Regions from separate parts of the Homo sapiens genome. Here region 1 is linked to region 2. A link is a loop called in an ENCODE intact Hi-C map of the cell type or tissue named here. Cell type or tissue: dorsolateral prefrontal cortex. All regions are shown on one strand. Each heading gives the region's core, and the rest is flanking DNA. Links, peaks and the distances in the headings are about the cores only.

Region 1 (2,902 bases), core at 142-2,641, 110 kb after region 2:
CCAGCAACCCAAGGCCAGGAGACACAGTCACACCCTCTGAAATACTCACAAACATGGTGGGGCCATACTGGAAGGCACTGGGCATGCCTGTGTAGTAGGGAAGACCAGTGTAGCTATAGCCAGGTGGCAGTGCAGGATTCACGAAGGGCTGCTGGGCTGTGTGGTGGGTCTGTGATTGGCTCTGCTGTGGCTGAGCTGGTGTGGTAGCGGGTGCAGGGGATGCAGAGTCCCCACGGCCAAACTTTGTGACATCACCTAGGAAAGAGCACTGACTCCAGCCACTGCCCTTCCTCCAACCAGAGAAAGGCCACACTGGCTTCTGCAAACAGGAACAGGTCTGGCTGCCAGCTCAGCACAGGCTACTAAGAGGCCTCTCTCAGCTTGCTGTTGCTGCTTCCCAGCTCCTGGAGTTCGCGCTAGGCCGGCCCCGGGCTACTCCTCATCCATTGAGCAAACTCACCTGGATATGGATTATTAGCTAGGCTCCCATCTCGGCTGGCAAGCGCTGTGGGTGCAGCAAAGGGAATTCCATAGTAGTCCTAGGAGAGACCAGGGAGGCTTGATCAGCGACTGGCCCTGCTTGACTCCCAGGAGAGCAGAACCAGCACATGGAAGTGGTGACGCCACACTCCTGAAACAGACTCCATGCCTGAGAGCCAGCAGTCCCAGGGAACGCCAAGTAAATGGTGCCCCTCGGAAGAGTGTGCAACTAGGCGGCCTGCCTAACACATAAGCACACAGACCGGCCAACCCTGCAGCTTCACCAGGCAGAGCTGCTGGAGACCAAGCCTCACACATCCATTTGACACCACAGGCAGGTGCTTGTGTGAATGCCTCGGGCTGAACCAACTTCGCTGGCTTTTCTGTGTGAGAGACTAGAGCAGCTAGGAAAGCTGACTAAACAGAGCAGACCTGAAAAAGGAGGCAACAGAAGTGCAGGGGCCTGAAAGGTTTAAGGGGGGACAGGGGGCAGTGCCAGGTAGGCACGGGAATAAGCAGGACCCCAGGTGAAGCCCAGAACTGGCCTGTCACCACCTACACTGCTCTCAAAACACTGACATGGCCTAGGACAAGCTTGTCCAACCCACGGCCCATGACAGCTTTGAATGTGGCCCAACACAAATTCGTCTTTCTTAAAACATGAAATTTGTTTGCAATTTTTTTAAGCTCATCAGCTATCTTTAATGTTAGTGTATTTTATGTGTGGCCCAAGACAATTATTCTTTCAATGTGGCCCAAGGAAGCCAAAACATTGGACACCCCTGGCCCAGGACTTGGGGGAAGTATGGCAGATACAACAAAGTGTGGAGACAGAGACGGCAAAGCACAGTGGAGCTTCGTGGAGGAGGGGAGGTCTGACCTGACCCTCACTCACCATCCAGGGCCTCGCACTCCTGGACACACCTGGCCCCTGAGGAAAGGCAAAGCCCTTGGGCTGTGCCCGATCCCAGAAAGGAGCCATCCTGGCTGGGAATGGCACTCACACCCTCCAGGAAACCTCCCGGAAACCCATAGCAGCCTAGAACCCCCGGAAGAGGCAGAGCTGGGAACACACAGAGCTGCACAACTGAGGACGGGAGCAGAGAAAGCCCAGAAGGGGGAGCACTTTCACAGAACACGAGAATTCTCCAGGCAGGAACTAGGCTCACAAGCAGCAGAGGTGAACAAACAACCCGAGGGATAGAAAGAGCAACATATCTCAAAAGGTGGGCTCCAGAGGGTGTTTTCTCTAAGGCACAAAGTGATAAAAGCCAAAAGAGTGCTGTGAATAAGTGTGGAGACCACGGAGAGCCCCTGAAGCAGAATGAATCCCGGGGCTCAGCACCACCTCCTGCAGTTTGGGCCTTTGGCCGGCAGATTAAAGGGCTGCTGGTTTGCACAGTGGGGAGAAGCCGCTCCGCTCCCAGGCTAGGCCTCTGCTTCTGGAAATACGGCCAGCCAGTGGAAAGGGCTACTCTTCTGAAACAAGAGCAGCTCCGTCAGCTCTTTGTGGTGCAGCAGAGAAGGGAGCAACACCCACGGGGAAGAAGGCATCACTGCACAAGGGAGAAAGCCTCTTCCTCCAGCAACAGGAAAGACTGTATCCAGCAGAGGTGGTGTCCAAACTGCCTGCAACTCTCTGACAAGTGCCCTGGGAAATGGCAGAGCAAGAAGACAGTGGCTCCCAGGAGGAAGTCCTGCCCATGGGCAGGGCAAGGAGCGGGCCTATTCCCCTCTGTCCCCACAGTTCTGTTCATGTGGCTATCCCAGGAAAGGCCCACACTGCATTCTGGCACCAACGGTCAGAAGAAAGAGGCAACCCTGGTCTCAGAGTAAGGCTGCAACCACCAGGGACGTCCCAGGGCAGGCATTCTCACAAATCTAGATGGGAGGCCAGACCCAGAAGAGACCTTAAAGACCATCAGCTCAAGCCACTCACTCAGCTGATTGCAGAAGAGCAGTCACTGGCCATCTCAGACCAAAGACACTATATGGTACTCTGAGGAAGAGGAAGACAGTATAAAACTCCAGGGCCACGTAAGCAACCTCCATGTCTTGTGTCATATGGTTTTTCTTTTTAAAAAAGAGAGAGAAAACAAGATGGAGGAGGGAAGATAAGGACCAACATTTAACAGGGGACATGGCCTACCAGGGCCCCAGGTCCCAAAGGCCTTCATGTTTCCCAGGGATGAGCACTGGATACTCTGTGCTAAAGCTATGGTCACGCCTGGCACAACCGCCAGATGAAAACAGCTTTCTCAGTAGTGGTGCTGAGAGGTTCCTCAGGCAGAGGATCCTAAGGGCCAGAGAGTGTGGCAGCCAAGACCATAAGAGGGGGGACATGTAAAAGATTCTGAACCCTCTGCTCCGACCAGTCCATACCCCACTCACCACTGGCAGCCGTGACTGCAGCATCTGGAGC
Region 2 (2,902 bases), core at 196-2,695:
TGTCCCAAAAATGCAGAGGTAGTTCAACATACACAAATCAACAAAGACGACACATCACATCAACAGAAAGAAGGACAAAAACCATAAGGTCATTTCAAGAGATGTAGAAAAAGCATTTGATACAATTCAAAATCTCTTCATGATAAAAACTCTCAAACTAGGCATTGAAGGAGTGTATAATACCTCAACATAATAAAGCCTACATATGACAAACCCACAGTTAACATCATACTATCATAGCTTTCAGCTTTTCCTCTAGGAACTGGAACAAGACAAGGATGTCTATTTTCGCCACTCATATTCAACACAGTACTGGAAGTCTTAGCCAGAGCAATCAGGCAATAGAAACAAGCAAAAGATATCCAAATTGGAAAAGAGAAAGTAAAATTGTCCCTCTATGCAGATGACATGATCTTGTATTTACAAAAACCTAACAACTCCAGCAAAAGCTCTTAGATCTGATAAATAAGTTCAGTACAGTTGTAGGATATGGCCAGGCATGGTGGCTCACGCCTGTAATCCCAGCATTTAGGGAGGCCAAGACGGGAGGATCACCTAAGGTCAGGAGTTCAAGACCAGCCTGACCAATACAGTGAAACCCCATCTCAACTAAAAACACAAAAATTAGCCGGGCATGGTGGCATGTGCTTGTAGTCCCAGCTACTCAGGGGGCTGAGACAGGACAAGCGCTTGAACCCAGCAGGCAGAGGTTGCAGTGATCCAAGATTGCTCCACTGCACTCCAGCCTGGGCTGCAGAGCAAGACTCTGTCTCAAAAAAAAAAAAAAAAAGTTGTGGGATAAAAAAATCAACATACAAAAATTAGTAGCATTTCTATACACCAGTAATAACTAGCCGAGAAAGAATTCAAGAAGGAAATCCCATTTATAATAGCTACAAGAAAATAAAATACTTAGGAAAAAAATTTAACCATGTTGAAAAAAGTTTCACCATGTTGGCGAGGCTGATCTCGAACTCCTGACCTCAAATGATCTGCCTGCCTCAGCCTCCCAAAGTGCTGGGATTACAGGCATGAGCCGCTGCGCCTGGCCAACTTTTTGAAATTTAATATGTTAACATATATGTAAAACTTGGACACTACTCTTAAGGAGCCACAGTCTTCCTCTAAAATTAGTAGTGGGCCTGCCATGGTGGCTCACACCTGTAATCTCAGCACTTTGAGAGTTTGAGGTGGGCGGATTGCTTGAGCTCAGGAGTTCAAGACCAGCCTGGGCAACATAATGAAACCTTGTCTCTACTAAAAATACAAAAATTAGTCCGGTGTGGTGGCACTGCGCCTGTAGTCCCAGCTACTCCGGGGACTGAGGTGGGAGGATTGCTGGAACCCAGGAGGCGGAGGTTGCAGCGAGCCAAAATCATGCTACTGCACTCCAGCCTGGGTGACAGAGCAAGACTCTGTCTCAGTTAAAAAAAAAAAAAAAAAAAAAAGAAGAGGAAGAAGAAGAAGTACCCTGGTTGGAAAGTACCAGGTGATGCCTGACACTGAGCGTTAAGCGCTCTGTTTTCTTTTTAAAAAAAAATATTATTTTTTAAATTTAAATTTTGAGTGCTGTTTTTCTTTACCACCAGAGGGCACCAATCAGGCAAGTCAATCTACATGCCATTATGAAACAATATGAGAAAGCTCTAGGAAGCTGTTTCTAGCATTCATTCTTTTTAACAAATATGTTTTGAGCACTTAATATGTGCCAAACATTGGAGTAGCTGGTGTAGAGTTTTGGAATTTATAGTCTTGAGCACCTACTATGTGCTTGAGAGAACAGATAGGCATGGGGATAGAGGGTAGGGTTCAATTTGTGATTTTGTGATTACTCATTGTCTTCCTGTCCTTGGCCATGAGTCTCTTGAGAACAATTACTTAGTGTCTACTTTGTGTCAGATGGTGTGCCTGTTGCTGAGGATTCAGGCATGAATAAGACACAGTGGCAGTCTACTAATAAACAATGTCTTACTGGCTAGAATAAAAACACATGAGCTAGTTCTGTGGAATTCCAGTTCCTGTGACCTGAGAATAAACAGCCTTGATTATAAAACTCATTAACGCATTGAGCTTCCAACCTCCCAGCATAGAGGCATGCCCGCAGTGGATGCTTAGTGAGTTTGTGAGTTGACATGAGCCCAGGGGGCCGCTTCTGGTCTGAGTGCCAGGTATACGTTCCAGTGGGTTAGACTAGGGCTTCATCACCCTCCAGGTCAGGGTGGGGCTGTGATGAGTTTTTGTGGGTGAAATGCTTTGAAGATGACCTTTCTACCTATTTATCTGCTCACCGCCTTGCTATTAAAGGTGTCAACATCATCTTTCACATTTCCGGGTCAGCAATCCTCTTGTCCCTAAATTGACTGGTACTGGAGGGAAAGACAGAATGGGACATAAACCATCATTTTGATAAGAGGGGCTGCATTCACTAGGATACTCCCTCTTCTCTGAGGGGAGCTCTAATTCCAGTAGAGTTCGGTCTCAAGACCTGGACAGTAGCGTTGGCGGCTAGAAAAGGATGTTTTAAAACACTGAGACCTCGTCTTTTACAGGAAAAAAAAGGCCAAAAAAAAAGGAGGGGGGGCTGCTTAAGTGTGGATTGTGTAGAGTGACTCCATTCCAAAGAGTACAGTATAGAAAAGGGGAGGAAGGGGCAGAGTAACTTTACAGTAGAAAGACTTGACACACTTCCTCAGCCAGACAATCAAGGTCAACATCAACATTGCTAAGTCATGTTGCTATTTGTGCCCTTAATATGATGTGATGAAATGGCATTTCACCTCTGTGATCTTACCCTCAAAAACTCATAATCCCAGTCTAATCATGAGAAAAGCATCACAATCCCAATTGAGGGACAGTCTACAAAATACTTGACCAGTATTCTTCAAAACTGTTAAGGTCATCA

Evidence for each region. A loop is a pair of places that touch in the nucleus more often than their neighbours do. Peaks named below come from ENCODE experiments on the same cell type or tissue, not always from the same donor. Only the 100,000 strongest peaks of a DNase experiment are listed, where the experiment ranks them.
Region 1: it touches region 2 in a loop (2.8-fold over the local background); 49 of 110 quality-filtered maps call a loop at or near these places.

What each region holds. Positions count from the first base shown.
Region 1 is chr9:33,923,746-33,926,647 of GRCh38, forward strand. UBAP2 (ubiquitin associated protein 2) reads right to left here. Exons shown (of 29, transcript NM_001370062.2): 22 at 2,872-2,902; 23 at 461-539; 24 at 50-255. Among named protein-coding and RNA genes, the nearest start is that of SNORD121B, 9.2 kb to the right of the region's middle. RefSeq lists an enhancer at 1,371-1,610. In dorsolateral prefrontal cortex, for the core only: CTCF peaks have their summits at 1,624 (motif pointing right) and 1,823; a DNase peak (open chromatin) is centred at 1,596; H3K27ac peaks cover 2,223 bases.
Region 2 is chr9:33,812,279-33,815,180 of GRCh38, forward strand. All of the region lies in intron 1 of UBE2R2-AS1 (UBE2R2 antisense RNA 1), which reads right to left. It also overlaps a transcript of UBE2R2 not described here. Among named protein-coding and RNA genes, the nearest start is that of UBE2R2, 3.4 kb to the right of the region's middle. In dorsolateral prefrontal cortex, for the core only: CTCF peaks have their summits at 1,593 (motif pointing right) and 1,797; a DNase peak (open chromatin) is centred at 2,128; H3K4me3 peaks cover 1,178 bases; H3K27ac peaks cover 2,478 bases.